Linked DNA regions of Homo sapiens: region 1 is linked to region 2. The links are chromatin loops, found by intact Hi-C in ENCODE. Cell type or tissue: Panc1. All regions are shown on one strand. Links, peaks and the distances in the headings refer to the core of each region. The heading gives the core; the rest is flanking DNA.

Evidence for each region. Hi-C counts contacts between places; a loop is a spot of excess contacts. Peaks named below come from ENCODE experiments on the same cell type or tissue, not always from the same donor. Only the 100,000 strongest peaks of a DNase experiment are listed, where the experiment ranks them.
Region 1: a loop joins it to region 2, with 4 times the contacts of the local background. A loop is called at or near these places in 11 of 110 quality-filtered maps.

The regions. Positions count from the first base shown.
Region 1 is chr15:31,278,343-31,288,068 of GRCh38, forward strand. No RefSeq gene overlaps it. Among named protein-coding and RNA genes, the nearest start is that of KLF13, 44 kb to the right of the region's middle. RefSeq lists enhancers at 153-653, 654-1,154. In Panc1, for the core only: no CTCF peak of the experiment used is centred there; no DNase peak of the experiment used is centred there; H3K27ac peaks cover 528 bases.
Region 2 is chr15:31,219,386-31,228,903 of GRCh38, forward strand. LINC02352 (long intergenic non-protein coding RNA 2352) reads left to right here. Exons shown (of 2, transcript NR_135834.1): 2 at 4,610-5,622. It overlaps LINC03034 (long intergenic non-protein coding RNA 3034), which reads right to left. Exons shown (of 4, transcript NR_171016.1): 3 at 4,086-4,327; 4 at 3,382-3,951. LOC124903454 (a long non-coding RNA gene) reads left to right here. Exons shown (of 2, transcript XR_007064556.1): 2 at 1-141. Among named protein-coding and RNA genes, the nearest start is that of LINC03034, 6.7 kb to the right of the region's middle. RefSeq lists an enhancer at 6,349-6,921. In Panc1, for the core only: no CTCF peak of the experiment used is centred there; no DNase peak of the experiment used is centred there; H3K4me3 peaks cover 999 bases; H3K27ac peaks cover 2,336 bases.

The DNA of each region.
Region 1 (9,726 bases), core at 1,727-9,726, 59 kb after region 2:
GAGGTCCTGACCTAGCTTGGGACACCCCTGGAGGCTGAGAGCTCCACTACACCTAGCAGTAACTTTGCGCCATGTCCTTGGTGTGATCCACCTCTCACTTCCATCCCCCAAATTCCCCAAATGCCGGAGATCAGGGAGGACTTCTGACTTTCCCATTTTGATTTCATTGGTTGTCATTCTCCATCATCTTCTGAGTGGTGCTCAGAGCAGCCCCGTCCTCCGGCTCCAGGTCCCTTACCCACTAGGATGTTGCGTCAGCTGGTCGGACCCCTTCCCCTGGCTAGAGTCCCCCTGGTTCACCACCCATGCTCCATACAGTGAGGAGGGCAGGACGGGGTACAGAGAGAGACAGGCTCACGATGCCCTCGCACCCTGAAGGGGCTGGGCCTCTGCACCAGCAACATTGGCGGGTCATTGTCCCACTGGTGGCAGCATTGTCTCAGGAGGGACCTTCCCTGAGGCAGAGGACAATTACTGGGGAGGAACAGGCTGTGAACCAGTCTCTGTCCAGTGGGTGGGGTGGGCATGAGGGCTGTGAGGAAGGTGTGGGGCGGAGCGCCTGGTGTCCACTCCCACCCTGCATTCAGCAGCCCTCGCTGTCTCCCCTCTGCTCTGCACTGTGGCTGCCTTGGGCCGCCTGGGGCTAAGGTTTGTCCCAAACCTCCAGTCCTGCAACGGTGCCCCATCCCTGGCATGGTCCCCACTCCACCCTGCCCCAGCAGGAGGCCAGTTTGTCCTGGATGGGAAGAAGGCCTCACGGGCAGGGGAGGCTCCCACGCATGCCACCCCTTCGGCCGTGCCCTGGGGTTCCGCTCTTGGGATTCTTAATGAGTTTATCCTTGAATGTGTGTTTTGTAAGTGAAGTCAATGGGGCAATGGAGCATCCACCAAGGCTCCTTTCCCTGCTTCCTTCACACCCCCTGTTAGGTGTTCTGGGCTGCCACCTGCCCTGCCACAGGCCCCGGCTGTCCTGCACAGACACTCCACGGATGAGACAGAGCCCTGGGCACCTGGGAGGTCTGCACATGCCCCACAGGGATCCCTGAGCCCAGGGCTGATTTTAAATAGCAGAGAAAAACACCCTTCCTGCTTTCTGAACAACGGCCCACACTTTCATTTGCTGCCTGCCCTGCTCTCAGAGTGTCTTCTCAATGGACAAACCAGAAGGGCCTGCAAGCTGCTGACTGTGGCCCACACAGCCCACACACTGGTCCCCAAATCTCACCTTCTTCCCCATCTTCTCTTCATGAGGAAGAGGCTCAGCCCCTTTCTCCCTGCCCAAACCTAGAAACACACTCCAAGGCCGAGTCCTATTAACTTGGGGAGGGTGGGAGTGTTAAACTTGAGCTCACCAAAGATTTCTGTGATTTTCCGAGATTGCATATATGACTGATTTGGGAAAACTTGCAGGGAACACAAGCCACATCCTGCCCGTAGGCCCGGCTTCTGTAGCGCCTATGGTGACCAGGTTGGCACTGACACCGCTGTGCCGCTGCTCTGTCCTGGCCCAGACATGCTGTCATGGCCTTGGGTGCCAAGTTAAATGAGGTCTGTCACCTGTCCCCTGCTCATGGAGCTGAGTATGTTTGAAGTTCATTTACTGTGTATTTTCCCCTCGGGGTGTGACAAATGAGCCCTACCCCCAGACAACAGTGCCAGAAATCCAAACAGGGTTGGGCTCTATCCCATCTGCCTGGGGCTCAGGGAGTCCCTCTGCTGTCCCCAACACCCACTCCTCATATCCCACCCCCCAGCACATGGAGCTGGAGCTGGGAACTCGCAGGCCCCTGGGGACCCATCTGCGCTGTTTGTTTGGGTGAGAGCTCTGTATTGACAGCAGCTCTCCTGGCAGCCCTCGGCAGAGAGAAGGCTGTGCCAAGTGGGTATCAAGCAACGGTCGGGCACACGCTCCAGATGACACATGCGGGGGTGGGGGCGCAGCCCTCTCCTACCCTGGGGGAGCCACCTCCCGATAATCCCTCCCATGGCTCCCCGGGGAGGGGCAGGAGAACACAGGATGATTGTCACAGATCATGTGCTGGGGAGGAGAGCCTCGCAGACCTGAGGCCGGGAAAGGGGGCAATGAAAACAGCCCTTTGTCCAGGGCCTCATCTGCCACACACTGGGCTTGTGTTTCTTGCTTTATGACAATTGGGCGAAACATTAGACTGGGCATCAATTATTCAGATTTCACTGTGAGGTCAGAACACAGCAGCTCCGTCCTGTCCCCACCCAGAGAGAATGAGAATGCCGGGGGAGTCAGTTCCAGGCTGTGGGAATTTAGACAAACTCCTGGGTGGGGTGCCTGAGCCCCCTGCCCCCACACTTGCACCCTCAGGTCTCAGCTGCCCAACCCCCACCAGGTCTAACCCTCCTCGACCCCCACTGACCAAACTGCTTTCCAGGTATTTGGGTGGCACTGAACACTAGGAGGCATTTCTCCATTTTCAGGCAGAAAGTGCAATTGAAGGAATTCTCTGGTGCTCAGTGACCTTCTATCCAAACCCAAAACACACACACAAACACACACACACACATGCATGCACACACACACATGTGTGTGTGTGCATGTGCAAAAGGCACAGACATTTCTCTGGCTCTGTTTGCTTAGGACCCTGAGCCTGATCCCTTGCCTGGCCAGCTGCCCCTCATGTGCTGTCCTGGAGCCCCTTCCAAAGCATCATTCACACACGGCTGTGGTCCTGGCTGCCACCCACCCTTCTCCTAATGTAAGTGTTTCGAGCCACACGTTTCCCTCCAAGCACTGTTTAGCTGTATCTGGAGATTTCGACAGGTTGTATTTTCACTACCATTCAATTCGAAAGACTGTAATTTTTCTTGTTATTTCTGCTTTGACCCGTGGAATTTTTAGAAGTATTCTGTTTGACTTCCAACTATTTGGGGGATATCCAGACAACTTTATGTGATTTATTTCTACTTTGATTCCACGGCGGTCAGAGGATATTCTTGGTATAATTTCCAGCCATTTAAAATGTATTGAGACTTGTTTTATGATCCAGCATGGAAATAATGTGTCGTCTGCAGTGGGAGATGAAATATTGTGTAAATGTCAATTCGGTCAAGCTGGTTGATGGTGTTGTTCAAGTCTTCTCAATCCTTGCTGATTTTCTGTCTGTTGGGTGTTGAAATCTTCCACTGTAATCGTGGATTTGTCTGTTTCTCCTTTCAGTTCTAGCTGTTTTTGCCTTATATATTTTGAAGCTCTCTTATTATGTGCATGCACATTTAACATGGTTAAACATAACCGCCATAACAAAATCCCATAGGCCGCGTGGCTTAAATAACAGAAATGTATTCTCACAGTTCTGGAGTCTGGAAGTCCAAGATCAGGGTGGCAGCATGGTTGGGTCCTGGTGAGGGCTCTCTTCCTGGCTTGCAGACAGCTGCCTTCTCACTGTGTGCTCATGTGGCCTCTCCTCAGTGCATGCATACACAGACCAAGAAGAGTCCCTCTCTCTTCCTCTTCTTTTTTTTTTTTTTTTGAGATGATGTCTCACTCCATCGCCCAGGCTGGAATGCAATGGCGTGATCTCAGCTCACAGCAACCTCCATCTCCCAGGATCAAGCAATTCTCGTGCCTCAGCCTCCCGAGTAGTTGGGACTGCAGGTGTGCACCACCATGCCCAGCTAAGTTTTTTATTTTTAGTAGAGACAAGGTTTCACCATGTTGGCCAGGCTGATTTTGAACTCCTGATCTCAGGTGATCCGCCCCCCCTCACCTCCCAAAGTGCTGGGATTACAGGTGTGAGCCACTGCGCCCAGCCTCTCTCTTCCTCTTCTTACAAATACGCTAATCCTTTCAGATCAGGGCCCCATTTTTACAACCTCATTTAACTTTAATCAATTCCTAAAGGCCCTTCAAATACAGTCACCACAGGGGTTAGGGCTTCAACATATAAATTTGTAGGGGACACAGTTCAATCTATAGCAGAAGGTTATACCTTTGGATGAATGGACACTTTTACTAATATGAATACTCCTCCTTATTTCTAGCAGTATTCCTTTTACTGAAGTCTATTTTATTTGATATAAATGAAGCAATTCTTACTATCTATGATTAGTGTTTACATTATACATATTTTTTCTATCCTTTTACTGTTTATCTCCCTGGGATTTAGATTAAAAATATATTTCTTATAGATAACATGTATTTGGGAGTTTTTTTTTTTAATTCAATATGGCCGTTGCTGCTTTTAGTTTAGTTCTTCTTTTTTTAGATATTGAAATAGTTGGCTTTAAATTTGCCATCTTGCTACTTGTCTACTTTTTGTCTATCTGTTCCTTTTTCTCTTTCTGTTTTTTTGAATTGTGTATTTTTCAATATTCCATTTTTATTTCCTCCATTGGCCAATTAGCTATATGTATTATCTTTATTCTTTTACTAGTTGATTTAGAGTTTACAAGATCTGTCATTAACTAATCGAATAATAGTATACTTGCTTACATAAGGTGGAAAACCTTAAAGTGATATACTTTCATTTCTTTCATCCTTTGTCTTCCCATTGTTAGCCTTCCATCCCACTGTTATCGGATATATTATGTCCACATATTTAATAAATTCCACAGCATATTAATATTATTATTGTTGTAAACAGTCCATTGCTTCTGAAGACTTTTTTTTTTTTGAACGAGAAAAGTTAACAAGTTGTCTTCCACAGCACTTAAAAAATATCCATTTGACTGTCTCCTGCCCTGCATTGTTTCTGATGGTCATTATTATTTTTGTTCCCTATACGTAAGGTACCTTTTTTAAAAAGAGACTTTATTTTTTGGGGTCACAGCAAAATGGAGTGAAAGGCACAGAGATTTCACAAATGCTGCCTGCCTTTACACACACATCACCTCCCCCCGCATACGCATCCCCTGCCAGAGCGGTGCATATGTTACAACTGATAACCTACACTGACACATCACTATCACCCAGAGTCCACAGTTTACATTAGTTTTTATTCTTGGTGTCATTAATTCTCTGGGTTTAGACAAATGTATAATGGTATTTATCCACCATGATAGTATCATAGAGAGTAGTTTCACTGCCCTAAAAAAATCTTCTGTGCCCTGCCTATCCCTCCCTCCCTGAAACCCTTGACAACCGCTGACCTTTTTACTGTTTCCATAGTTTTGCTTTTCCAGAGTATCATATAGTTGGAGTCACAGTCTGTAGCCTTTCACATCAGCTTCTTTCACTTGGTAATATGCATTTAAGTTTCTTCCATGTCTTTTCATGGCTTGATATCTCATTTCTTTTCATCACTGAATAGTATTTCATTGTCGGGATGTACCACGTTTTACTTATTCATTCACCTACTGAAGAGCATCATGATTGCTGCTAAGAATAAAGCTGTTATAAACATCCATATGCAGGTATTTCAGACACAAATGAACATCCAGTGGACTAAAGTTTTCAATTCCTTTGGGTAAATACCAAGGAGCACATTGCTGTATTGTACGCTAAGAATATGTTTAGTTTTGTGAGAAACCACAAACTGTCTTCCAAAATGGCTGTAGCATTTAGAGTTCCCCGCCAACAATAAATGAGAGTTCCTGTTGCTCCCCCTCTTCATCAGCAATTGGTGGTGTCAGTGTTCTGGATTTTGGCCATTCTGATAGGTGTGCAGTGGTAGCTCACTGTTGTTGTAATTTGCATTTCCCTGACGACATGTGATGTTGAGTATTTTTTCATGTGCCTATTTGCCACCTGTACCTCTTCCTTGGTGAGGGACATAGTGTGTCTTTTATTGCTGGCTGATTTTGAGATGTTCTCTTTATCACAGGTTTTTAGCAATTTGAATATAATGACATTGCCCATGATGCTTTTTGCATTAATTCTTCTTAGGTTTCAATGCATTCTTTAGAATAGTGTGTTTATATTTTTCATCAAATGCAGAACATTTTCAGTTATCGTTTCTCCATACATTTTCTCTGCCCTTGACCCCTTCTAGGACTGCAATTAGAGATAAGTTACACCCCTTGACATTGTTCATCTTTAGAGATGTTACACTCCTTAACAAGTTCATTTTTTTCCAGTCATTTCCCTCTCTGTGCTTTAGCTTGGATAGTTCGAGTACCTTGTCTTCCATTTTACTGCCTTTCCTTTTGTCACATCACATTTTCTGTTAAGCCTATCTGGTGTTTTTTCAGACTTACATTATTTTTTAAAATTAACGTACAGTACAATAAACTTTTTTTTTTGGTGTACCATCAAAACTGACAAGCTGATCCTAAAATTCGTAGGAAAACATAAGAAACCCAAAATAGCCAAAGCATTCTTGATAAAGAACAAATTTGGGGGTTCGCAATTCCCAGTTTCAAAACTTACTATAAAGTCATGGTAATCAACACTATGTGGATGTAAAATAGCAATAGACATATAGATCAATGTAATAGAATTGAGAGCCCACAAGTAAACCCATATATTTATGGGCAATTGATTTTCAACAAGCATGACAAAGACAATTCAATGGAAGAAGTAATAGTTTCTATAATAAGTGGTACTGGGACAACTGGATACCCACACAGCATAAGAATGAAGATGGACCCTTAGCTCATACTATTTACAAAAATTAACTAAAAATGTTTCAAAAACCTAAACATAAGAGCTAAAACTATAATATTTTAGAAAAAACATAGGCATAAATCTCCATCATTTTGGATTAGGCAGTGGTTTCTTAGATATGACAGCTAAAGCATAAAAGAAAAATAGATAAATTGGCATCAAAATTTAAAACCTATGTGTTTTATTTTTTATTTTAATTTTATTTTATTTTATTTTTGAGACAGAGTTTCACTCTGTTGCCCAGGCTGGAGTGCAATGGCACGATCTTGGCTCACTGCAACCTCTGCCTCCCGGGTTCAAGCAATTCTCCTGCCTCAGCCTCCCTGGTAGCTGGGACTATAGGCGTGTGCCATCATGCCTGGCTAATTTTGTATTTTTAGTAGAGATGTGGTTTCTTCATGTTGGTCAGGCTGGTCTCGAACTCCCAATCTCAGGTGATCTGCCCACCTCGGCCTCCCAAAGTGCTGGGTTTACAGGCATGAGCCACCATGCCTGGCCCTAAAACCTATGTGTTTTAAAGGACACTATTACAGAGAATAAACAGCCCAATGGAATGGGAGAAAATACTTGTAAATAATATATTTGACAAGTGTCAAATATCCAGGAAAATAATATATATATATACAACTCTTACAGCACAATAATTTAAAAAACTAAATTATGAGCAAAGGATTCAAATAGACATCTCTCCAAAGAAAAGATACAAATGATCAATAAGAACATGAAAAGATTCTCAACGTCATTACCCATCAGGATAAATGCAAATCAAAATGATAAGATAACAGTTCACACCCACCAGGGTTGCTATAATCAAATATCTCAGACAGATAACAGCAAGTGGTAGCAAGGATGTGGAGGTATTAGCACCTTCATACACTGCTAGTGGGGATGTAAAATGGTACAGCTGCTTTAGAAAACAGGCTAGCAGTTCTTTAAACAGTTAAATATAGAGTTACCACATGACCCAGTAATTCCACTCCTAGGTATAGTCCCAAGAGAAATAAAAACGTATGGCCACACAAAAACTTGTACACAAATGTTCCTAGTAGCATTATTCAAATAGCCAAAAGTGGAAACAACTCATGAATGGATAAACACAATGTGGTATACCCATACAACAAAAAATTCTGCAGCCATAAAAGGAAGTACTGAAACATGACAACATGGCTGAGCCTTGAAAATATTTAGCTAAGTGAAAGAAACCAGACACAAAAAGCCACATATTATATGATTCCACTTATACAAAATGTTCAGAATAGGTGAATCCCCACAGACAGAAAGCAAATTGGTGGTTTCCAAGGGCTAGAGGAAGGGACAATGAGAGTCACTGGTAATGAATACAGGTTGTTGTTACTTTTTAATCTTAGGAATGATGGAAATGGTCTGGAACTGGGCAGTGAGAATGTTTGCGTAACTTCTGAATATACTAAAAACAACTGAACTGTGCACTTCAGAATAGTTTTATGGTGTGTGAATTATATCTAAATTTTTTAAATGTTTGAAAAAATCATTTGGCCATTTTCATGTGAGTCTATTTCTGACTCTAATCTATTTTATTGGCCTATGTTTCTGTCCCTTCACCAATATCATACTGTCTTCATTGTTGTAGCTATAATACATAGTAAGTCTTAAAACTGGGTAGTGTGAATCCTTGATCTTTATTCTTCTTTTCTAAAATTGTTTAACTATTCAAACATCTTTTGCTTTCAATATAAATTTTAGAGTTATATTGTCTATGTATATAAGTATTGCTGATTTTTAAAAATTTTTAATGTTTAATTTTTATGGGTACATGGTAGGTGTAGATATGTATGGGGTACATGAGATATTTTGATACTGGCATACAATGCATAATAATTACAGAGTAAATGAGGTATCCATCATCTAAAGTATTTATCATGTCTTTGTTCTGTAAATAATCCAATTATACTTTGATTTTTAAATGTACAATAAATTATTGTTGACTGTAGTCACCCTGTTGTGCTATCAAATACTAGATCTTATTCATTCTAACTTTATTTTTGTACCCATTAACCATCCCCATTGTTGGGATTTTGATTGAAATTGTGTTGAGTCTAGAGATCAATCTGGGAGAAAACTGACATATAAAATATATTGTCTTCCAATCCATGAACAAAGCATGTTTCTTTATTTATTCAGGGCTTCTTTTATTTCTTTCGTCAATATTTTGTAGTTTTCTGCATATAGATCTCAACCACGTTTTGTTATATTTATCATAAATGTTTCATTTTTTGAAACTATATGTGATTTTTAAAAAATTTGTGGTTAAACAATTTTTTAAGAGTTCAATTTTATTTATTTTTTCATGTGTTTCAAAGTCATTCACGTGATCCAAAATCCTAAATGTACAAAAGAAATTTGTACACTGAATTCTTTCTTTCTTCCCAGTCTCTCAATCATCCAGTTTCCCCACAAGCCGCAGTGTTAGCATTTTCTTGGACAAACCCATAGTTATATTTTATGCATATCTCATGCTCTTCCCTCTATCTTATTTCTCTAATAGTTCACTATATTCACTGTGATACCTCAGTGTAGTTAAAATTTCATCTCTCTTATTGTAAATGAGGTTGATTATACTTTCTGAAGCTTTAAGAGATATTTGTATTACATTTTGGTTTCTAAATGTACATTGCTAGTAAATAGAAATACAATTGACTTTTACATGTTGACCTTTTATCCTGAAACCCTGCAAGGCTCATCAATTAATTCCAAAATCTTTTGTGTAGATTCATTAGAATTTTCCTCATAGGCAGCTACCAGTGAATAGGAACAGCTCATTTTTCTTATAAAATTGGTGTGCTTTTATTTCTTTTTCTCACCTAATTGCACTTGCCAATACTTCCAATACAATATTAAATAGGGGTGATGAGACCAGACATCTTTGCCTTGTTCCTGATTTTAGGGAGATGCATTCAGTAATTTACCATCATAGATGTCCTTGATTATATTAAGGATTTTCCCCACTATTCCTAGTTTGTGCAAAGTTTTTTTTAAATCATGAATGGATGTTGAAATTTTTCAATACTTTCTGCATGAATTGACATTATCATATGGCTTTTCTTCTTTAGTATGCTAACATTGTGAATTATATTGACTAATTTTCAAATATTGAACCAGCCTTGCATTCA
Region 2 (9,518 bases), core at 1,519-9,518:
GTAATATCGGTCTCCAGCCTACCGGCTTACTCTGCAGATTTTGGATTTGCCAAGCCTCCACAACCGCAGAAGCCAATTCCTTAAAATGAATCCCTTACAACAGTTCCCTAAAATAAATTCTTCAAAATTCCTTAAAATAAATGTGTGTGCATGTGTGTCTGTGTATATATATAGCCTATGTAATGTCTAATATAGATCTATAATATATATTAGATAAATATACACATACTTATCATATATATATGTGTGTGTGTGTGTGTGTTTCTCCTATTGGTTCTGTTCTCTGGAGAACCTAATACAGAAACAAATCTGTTTATTCTTCTAGCCTCTGTATCATCAGGCCTCTTTGTTAGAGCAGGTGAGCTTTACCCTAACTAATTCAGAGGTTGATTCGTTTTCATGCATGTAGATACTTGTCATTTAGCTTCTATTATCTGCCTGTATTTTAAGGTTCTTTGTCTTAAAATGTTATGACTCCAGGAATGTTATATATTAAGTATATTAACCTTTTGACTATTATATATCTTGCAAACATCTTGTAATCAGTCACTTGTCTCTTTATTTTATTTGGAGCGGCTTTCAACCTAGAGCAGTGGTCCCCAAACCCGGGGCTGCAGACTATTCCCTGTCTGTGGTTTGTTAAGAACCAGGCTACATAGCAGAAGATGAGTAGCAGGCGCGGGAGCATGACCACCTGAGCTCCGCCTCCTGTCAGACCAGCAGCGACATTAGATTCTCATAGGAGCACAAACCCTACTGTGAACTGTGCGTATGAGGGATCTAGGTTGCACATTCCTTAAAAGACTCTTAATGCCTGATGATCTGAGGTGGAACAGGTTCACCCTGAAACCATCCCCCGCTCAGCCTGTGTCTGTGGAAAAATTGTCTTCCATGAAACTGGTCCCTGGTGCCAAAAAGGCTGGGGACTGCTGACCTACAAGATATATTAGTTATGACTCTTGGTGCATACTCTTGACAGAAATCCCACTCAACCTAGTATAATGCAGAGGACAGTTCACGGAGCAACTCAAATAATTGCCACTTTTACAATATTGAAGCTTCCTACGGGAAACATAATACATCTCTCAATTTATGTCCTTTAATACGATTAAACATTTTTCTTCATGTAGGTTCTCCAGAATTTTGGTTATGCCTATGCCTAGATTATTTATGATTGTTGTTGGTATTGCAAATGTCCTCTCCTATTGATTATTTAATGGTATCTATGGAAAGTATTGATTTTTGTGTATTTGCTCTGTGCCCACTTGCCATCTAACTGGTTGTTATATTTTATTGAACCTTTCAAAGGATATGAATTATGCTGATTTTAATGTCTTCTTCTGATTCCTGCATTATTATCCTGTTTTCTCCAGCGTTCTGTCTACTTCTTCTGCAGGCTGTTGGTTTCCTTCAAATGTCTGGGGATTTTTGATTGTCTGATCCCATTTGTAAATGAACGTCCAGAGAGTGGTTTTCAAAGTGAGATCCATGGACCCCTAAGGGTTCTTAAGACTCTTTCTGGGTGTCTGCAAAGCCAAAACTATTTAATAGGAATAAAAAAGACTTGTTTTTCCTAATGGGTGTTCAGGTGCTCACTTCAGCAGCACATATACAAATGGGTGTTCAGTGGAGTTTTCCAGAGTCTACATGATGTGTGTTATCACTATAGCTTGAAAGAAGGAGGTATGAAAATCCAGCTGTTGGCTGGGCATGGCGGCTCCTGCCTGTAATCTCAACACTTTGGGAGGCTGAGGCAGACAGACCACTTGAGGTCAGGAGTTTGAGACCAGCCTGGCCAACATGGTGAAACGCCATCTCTACTAAAAATACAAAAAAAAAAAAAAAAAAAGCTAGGCGTGGTGGTGCATTCCTGTAATCCCAGCTACTTGGGAGGCCGAGGCAGGAGGATTGCTTGAACTGGGAGGCAGAGGTTGCAGTGAGCCAAGATTGTGCCACTGCATTGCAGCCTGGGTGTCAGAGTGAGACTCTGTCTCAATAAATAAATTTAAAAAATTAAATACATATGAATACATAAAAATTAAATGCATAAATACATAAAAATAAAAAAATACAACAACAAAAAAGAAAATCCAGCTATTAAGCCAGACATTGGGGAGTTTTTTTGTTTTGTTTGTTTTGTTTTGAGACAGAGTTTCACTCTTGTTGCCCGGGCTGCAATGCAGTGGCACCATCTCAACTCACTGCAACCTCTGCCTCCCGGGTTCAAGCGGTTCTCCTGTCTCAGCCTCCTGAGTAGCTGGGATTACAGCCACGCACCACCACACCTGGCTAATTTTTTGTATTTTTGGTAAAGATGGGGTTTCACCATGTTGGTCAGGCTGGTCTCAAACTCCCGACCTCAGGTGACTCGCCCGCCTCGGCCTCCCAAAGTGCTGGGATTACAGGCGTGAGCCACCACACCCAGCATGTATAAGTGTTATTTATGTTAACATGCCATTATTATTTTAAGATAAATGAATATTTATTTATTTTTCACTTGAACTTCTACTACCGTAAATATTGATAGATAAACTCATATGAATGAAAGCCCGCTGAGACCCTCAGCCATTTCTAAGAGAGGGTGAAGGGTTCCTGAATGCAGTGTGTTTGCGATCTGTCAGTCTCAACCAATCATTCTTGCTGTGCAGAGTAGTTCTTGCACACAACTAAACCACCACTGTCTGGCAACCCTGGCACCACTGGGCACCTGTGGTCATGGAGACAGGCCAGGACGTTGCAAAGGCAGAGTGCCTTCCTGGGCCTCTCATCTGGGCCGCTCTCCCTGTCAGTGTGGCTGACAGTGCCTGGCAGTCACCTGGGCGGGCCCCTGCTTCTCTCTTTGGGCCAGTGTTGGCTCTGGAGGCTCCCGGTGCATCTTTGTCTTCAGTCTGAATGCTGCACTCAGACTTTACCCTGGGGACAGGCAGGACACTGCCTCAGCCACCTGGGTAGCCGTTTGTGTGATTACCGTATCCAAGCTCCATGACTCATTCCTTCTCCACTGCCCCCACCCTACCCCATTTCCAGACTTGAAATGGTCTCCCACCTGCAGGCCATTGGCTCTATTGCGTTTCACCACGAATCTGATCTCCTCCGCTTTATATCTTCCAGAAATTCTCCAATGTTCTAGTCTGTTGGTGGCATTTTTCCTGGTTTTCAAGGATTTCTAAGTGTTTTTATATTTATCCTACTACATCAGAGGGTGGGGGAGATAGGTAGGAGAGGTGCAGTTGAGCCTTGAACAATGTGAGGGTTGGAGAGCCAACCCCTCACGCAGTCAGAGCTTGTATAACTTCAGGCTCCCTCCAAACTTAACTAATAAATAGCCTACTGTTAACTGGAAGCCTTACTGGTAACATTAAAAAATCAGTTAACACGTACTTTGTATGTGTATTTATACTGTATTCTTACAATAAACTAAGCTTGGGAAAATAAAATGTCATTAAGAATATCATAAGAGAAAGCATTTACTAAGTGGAAGTGGATTATCATAGAAGTCTTCATCCTCGTTGTCTTCATGTTGAGTGGCTGAGGAGGAGGGGCTGGTCTTGCTGCCTCAGGGTGGCAGAGAGGAAGACATGGAGGAAGTGGGAAGGGAGGCAGGAGAGGCAGGGACACTTGGTATAACTCTGATTGAAAAACATCCCTGTGGGTGGACCTGCACAGTTTGAACCTGCGTTGTTCAAGGGTCCACTGTGCTTGAAAGTGTTTAGTCAGCAGTCCTGAACGACATGTAAACAATGGTTGAATGAAGGAGCAAGGGAGCCTAAGGGTGGGGAGAGGCGGGTGTCGGCAAGGACCTTCCTCCAAGACAGGGTTGCTGCGAGGGGCAAATGGTGACTGATGATTCACAAGAAGGCGTACCTGTGTGACAGCACCTGTAAGCCAGGTGGGATCAGTGCGGCCTGTCGTCTGCTGTTGTCATGTGGAGCTCAGCAAACGGTGGGAGTCCTAGGGGACAACATACACAGCTTAGCAGCAGGTGCCCCTCTCTTCGAGCCTAATTTAGCCAATGGGAGTTTAATTTAGCCACGGGGGCGTAATTGCTAGAAGAAAAGAGAAGAAAAAAAACCTGATGCCCTCACCGCCTTCCAATCCTGACTCTTTAGGAAAAGCCTGGATCTCCGACATCTCCAGAGCGCCTGACCAAGCGTGAGAAGGCGGGATGTAGCCGGGGTGTGTGTGTCGGGGGGTGGCAGGATGCTCCCCAGAGGCGGAGAGCGGCGCGTGGGGGGTGCTGCAGGCGTCCTGGGAGTTTGGGGGCGCCGCCCTTCCTCCTGCCTTGGGCCCAACCGGTGGATCCTGTCGAGTCTGTTGTGGTCCCCTTCTTAGGAAAAGCACAGAGAGCCCTTTAAAGATGTTGACCTGACAGCAGCAGGGGGCCCAGGGTGACCACGGAGCAAATCAGGGAAAGGAAACTTAGGTCGCCACACATTTGATTTAAAAGAAAATAACTTCCCTCCTGAAGCAGGGGCTGGGGTAGGTGCCCTGGCACAGGCACAGAACCAGAGAGAACCCTTGCCGCTGCTCCGGAATGTCGGGCCACACCCTCCGGATACGGGAAAGGCTTTCTTCTCCATTTCAAATGACCCTGTTTCGCCTTTTTTAGATACAAATGTTTATTTGGTCTGACTTTGAAATACCTCGGAGCAGCTGAAATAATTGAAGGCAGCCCTGTAAGAAGCAGCACTTCCAGACCTTCTCACGGGCAAACCCTCTGCTGGGACCGCCAAGGGCCCCCGCGAGACACCTGAGGGTCAGCACAGCCCCTCCCTCCCTGTGCCGTGCTGGCCGTGCCGCAGCTGGTCACCCGCACGAGGACCTCGAGATTGCCCTGCGGACTGGCACTTCTCGAGGGAAGTCATCGCAGCTGCCATGGAGCCAGCATTTGTCGGGGACCTGGCACGCAGGCCACCGGCTCTGGGAGAGGGCTGAGGAGCCGTGGGGCTCACGTTTCAGGGATTAGCTTGTGTAACTTGACTTGTTCCCCCAAATTCTACAAGTACAGAGAATATGCAGAAATCTGTGAGAGAAACAACCTTCTGCAGCTCGTTGTTGTGGGGATTATATTAGTAAGATGCCTAGAAAATACGATTCAGAAGGAATGTGGGTGCGTGTGACTTGGTGGTGGGTGGGCTCCACTCACCACCCTCCCTCCGCACCTGTCCGAGGCATTTGAACCAGAGCAACTCCATTTCGAATAGGGGCCGGTAAAATAAGGCTAAGACCTACTGGGCTGCATTCCCAGATGGTTAAGGCATTCTAAGTCACAGGATGAGATACGAGGTCGGCACAAGATACAGGTCATAAAGACCTTGCTGATGAAACAGGCTGCAGTAAATAAGCTGGCTAAAACCCAAAATGGCAACAAGATGTGTCCTCTGGTGGTCCTCACTGCTACACTCCCACCAGCACCATGACAGTTTACAAATGCCATGGCAACATCAGGAAGTTACCCTATATGGTCTGAAAAGAGGAAGCATGAATAATCCACCTCCTGTTTAGCATATCATCAAGAAATAACCATAAAAATGGGCAACCCACAGCCCTTGGGGCTGCTCTGTCTATGGAGTAGCCGTTCTTTTACCCCTTTACTTTCCTAATAAACTTACTTTCACTTTATTCTGTGGACTCGCCCTGAATTCTTTCTTGCCTAAAATCCAAGAACCATCTCTTGGGGTCTGGATCGGGACCACTTTCCTCTAACACACCCACTGAGAAGTGCTTGCTGATGTTAGGGTTCACAGTGTCAGGGGCTGCCGTAGTGTCACCCCATTCTACAGATGAGAAAACAGCCTCAGAGTTTTTTGTTGTTGTTGTTTGAGATGGAGTCTCACTCTTTCCCCCAGGCTGGAGTGCAGTGGCGTGATCTTGGTTCACTGTAACCTCCGCTTTCTGGTTTCAAGCGATTCTCCTGCCTCAGCCTCCCGGAGTAGCTGGGATTACAGGTGCCCGCCACGCCCGGCTAATTTTTGTATTTTTGGTAGAGACGGGGTTTTACCCTGTTGGCTAGGTGCCTCTCAAACTCCTGACCTCGTGATCCGTGGGCCTCTGCCTCCCAAACTGCTGGGATTACAGGCATGAGCATCAGAGTTTTTAAGTCAGAACTGGAGCCTGAGCCCGACAGGTGACACAACCCGGCCTTCCCTGAGGGGCTGGCACGCCGCAAAAGGTCGCCAAGCTCTCCCTCTTCCGGTGTGAGGTGCAGCTCGCCGGTGGGTATGCACAGGGAGTCCTCTATTTTGCTCGGTTTTGCCTGGGACCATGTGCTCTGTGTACTGCATCATGGTCTCCACAGTGGATCTCGGTAGGCACAGCTGGACTTGGTCCTCAGTTGCCTGCTGTGCCCTGCTGGGGATCTTTTTGCACGGGCCATTCCCCCTCGCACTTGCCTTCCCTCCCCCGCTCCTGGCTGGCTCCCACTCTTGGCCGGGGCTCAGGCAGGATTCTCTACTAGACTCAGCAAAGCACCTGCAGTGGGCCTGTAATAGGAGGGAGTGGTGGGTCCGGAGTTGGTTCCTTCCAGTGGGATTGTGGTCTTGCTGATTTTGAGAATGGAGCCCCAGACCTTCCTGGTGTTACAGCTCTCAAAGAAGACAAGGACCCAAAGGGTGAGCAGCAGTAAGAGCTATTGTGAAGAGCAAAAGAACAAAGCTTCCCCACCACGGAAGAGGACCCCAGCAGGTTGCCTCTGCTGGCTCCGTGTGGAGAAGGGTTGGGGGGGAGGCAGCTTTTATTCTCTTATTTGTCCCCGCCCATGTCCTGTTCCTGTCCTATCAGAATGCCCTTTTCTCAATCCTCCCTGCGATTGGTTACTTTTAGAATCCTGCTGATTGGTCCATTTCACAGAGCGCTGATTGGTGTGTTTTACAAATCTCTTGCTAGCTACAGAGCACTGATCGGTGAGTTTTTACACAGCACTGATTGGTGCATTTTACAATCCCTTGCTAGCTACAGAGCACTGATTGGTGCGTTTTACAATCCTAGCTACGGAGTGCTGATTGGTTCGTTTTACAATCCTCTTGTAAGACAGAAAAGTTCTCCAACTTCCCAGTGGACCCAGGAAGTCCCGCTGGCTTCACCTTTCAGTGGGGCTGTGTTTAGGAGACAATTCCACTCAGGCATAGTGGCCTGATCATGGGGTGCAAAGCTGGCGGCCAGACAGCCTTCCAGGTGGTGACTTTTACTATACTGGGGATGTGGCTTTATGGAGCTATGCTGGCCCACTCCCTCCAGAAGGAGCCTGATGGATCAAAGATGGAAACCAAAAAAATACCGGAAGAAAATGATTAAAAACAAAAAACGAACAAAACAAAACTGTTGGCCAGTTGCGGTGGCTTAAGCCTGTAATCCCAGCACTTTGGGAGGCCAAGGCAGTCAGATCATTTGAGGTCAGAAGTTTGAGATCACCCCAACAAACATGATGAAATTCTGACTCTACTAAAAACACAAAAGTCAGCTGGGCATGGTGGCGTGCTTGTAGTCCCAGCTACTCAGGAGGCTGAGGCAGGAGGATCACTTGAACCCAGAAGGTGGAGGCTGCAGTGAGCCAAGATTGTGCCACTGCAGTCCAGCCTGGGTGACAGAACAAGACTCTGTCTCAAACACACACACACACACACACACACACACACACACACACACACACACCCCTGTAATCTTGCAAAGGGGTGAACTCTTTAATGATCTTGCAAAACCCTGTGGCCATAAACAACATAATTGATTTATTCTACCCGATAAGAAAAAAAATATATCTGCATGGCAGAAAACATCCTGCTTAAAGTTAAAAAAAAAAAAGATAAACAGAAAAAAATTATGGCACATTTGTAAGATGGAATTTACCCTGCAGTCATGAAAAAGAATAAGGTATACTTATGTCTATGTGAAAACAGAATCATATGCATAATAATATATGCAACTTATGTCACAGGCAAAGGGCCACTAAAAATCAAAGAGAAAGAAATCCAACAACTGAATTGGAAAATGGGCAATGGGAAGAAATCCTTCCCAGAAAAGAAAAATGCCTCTAAACATTCAAAAATATGCTGACTGTCATCACAATAACAGAAACGCAAACTGAAATATCAATGAAATCCTACTTTCTGCTATCAGATCAGCAAGTTCCAAACTTTGACAATCGCCTTTCAAGTGAGCTGAAGGAACATGCTCCATGGGGGAATGTAGTCACATTTACCAGAACTACACACATATGTGCTCTGGCCCAGCAAGCCCACTTCAGAGTCTTGTCAAGACATGTAATACAGAGGCTCATCAAAGCATTGTAGTGATTGGAAAAGGATAGGAACAACTTAAGCACTATCAAGATTAATTACATCACATCCCTAGGTCTGCATTACCATGCAGTCATTAAAAAAGAGGGAGGTGGCCATGTGTGGTGGCTCTCAAGGTGTAATCCCAGCACTTTGGGAGGCTGAGGCAGATGGATCACTTGAAGTCAGGAGTTCGAGACCAGCCTGACCAACATGGTGAAACCCCATCTGTGCTAAAAATACAAAAACTAGCCAGGTGTGGTGGCGGGCACCTGTAATCCTGGCTACTTGGGAGGCTGAGGCAGGAGAATCACTTGAACCCGGAAGGCGGAGTTTATAGTGAGCCAACATCACGCCCCTGCACTCCAGCCTGGATAACTCCGAGTGAAACTTCAGAGTGAAACTCCGTCTAAAAAAAAAAAAAAAAAAAAAGAAGGAGGTATATTTAGGTCTATGAAACACAGCAATCTTCAGAGTATATTGTTTCATGAAAAAGAGGAAGCTAGAGGGTATGTGTATAGATTTATCTCATTTGTTCGAATGAGTGTATGTGTGTGTGCACACAGAAACTCCTGGTAGGATGCATAAAATATGGACGTTAGTGTGTTTTCTCTGGTGCTATGAACTGAATGTTTGTGTACTCCTCCCCCCAAATTCATATGTAGAAATTTTCGGCCCCAGTGCGATGGCATTAGGAGGTGGAACCCTTGGGAGTTTAGGTCAAGAGGATGGAGACCCCAAGCTCTCTTCCTCTTTCCCTGCCACGTGGCCATCTGCAACCTGAAGAGAGCCCTCCCCATGACCTGACCATACTGGCACCTTGATATGGGACTTCCAGCCTCCTGAACTATGAGAAATAAATGCCTGCTATTTATAAGCCACCCAGTCTATAGTCCTTTGTCATAGCAGCCTGAGCTGACTGAGACCGTCAGGTAAGTGGCCTGGGGTCTGGGGTGGTAGCATTCCTATTGTCTCCTTTATTCTGTTGGAATGTTTGACTCCAAGCATAAAGGACATTTTTAGTTCTTTTGTTTTTTTGGGTTTTTTTTTGAGAGGGAGTCTCACTCTGTCACCCACGCTAGGGTGCAATGGTACAATCTCCACTGCAACCTCTGCCTCCTGGGTTCAAGCAATTTTCCTGCCTCAGCCTCCCGAGTAGCCAGGATTACAGGCGCCTGCCACCATGCTCAGCTAATTTTTGAATTTTTTGTAGAGATGGGGTTTCACCAAGTTGGCCAGGCTGGTTTT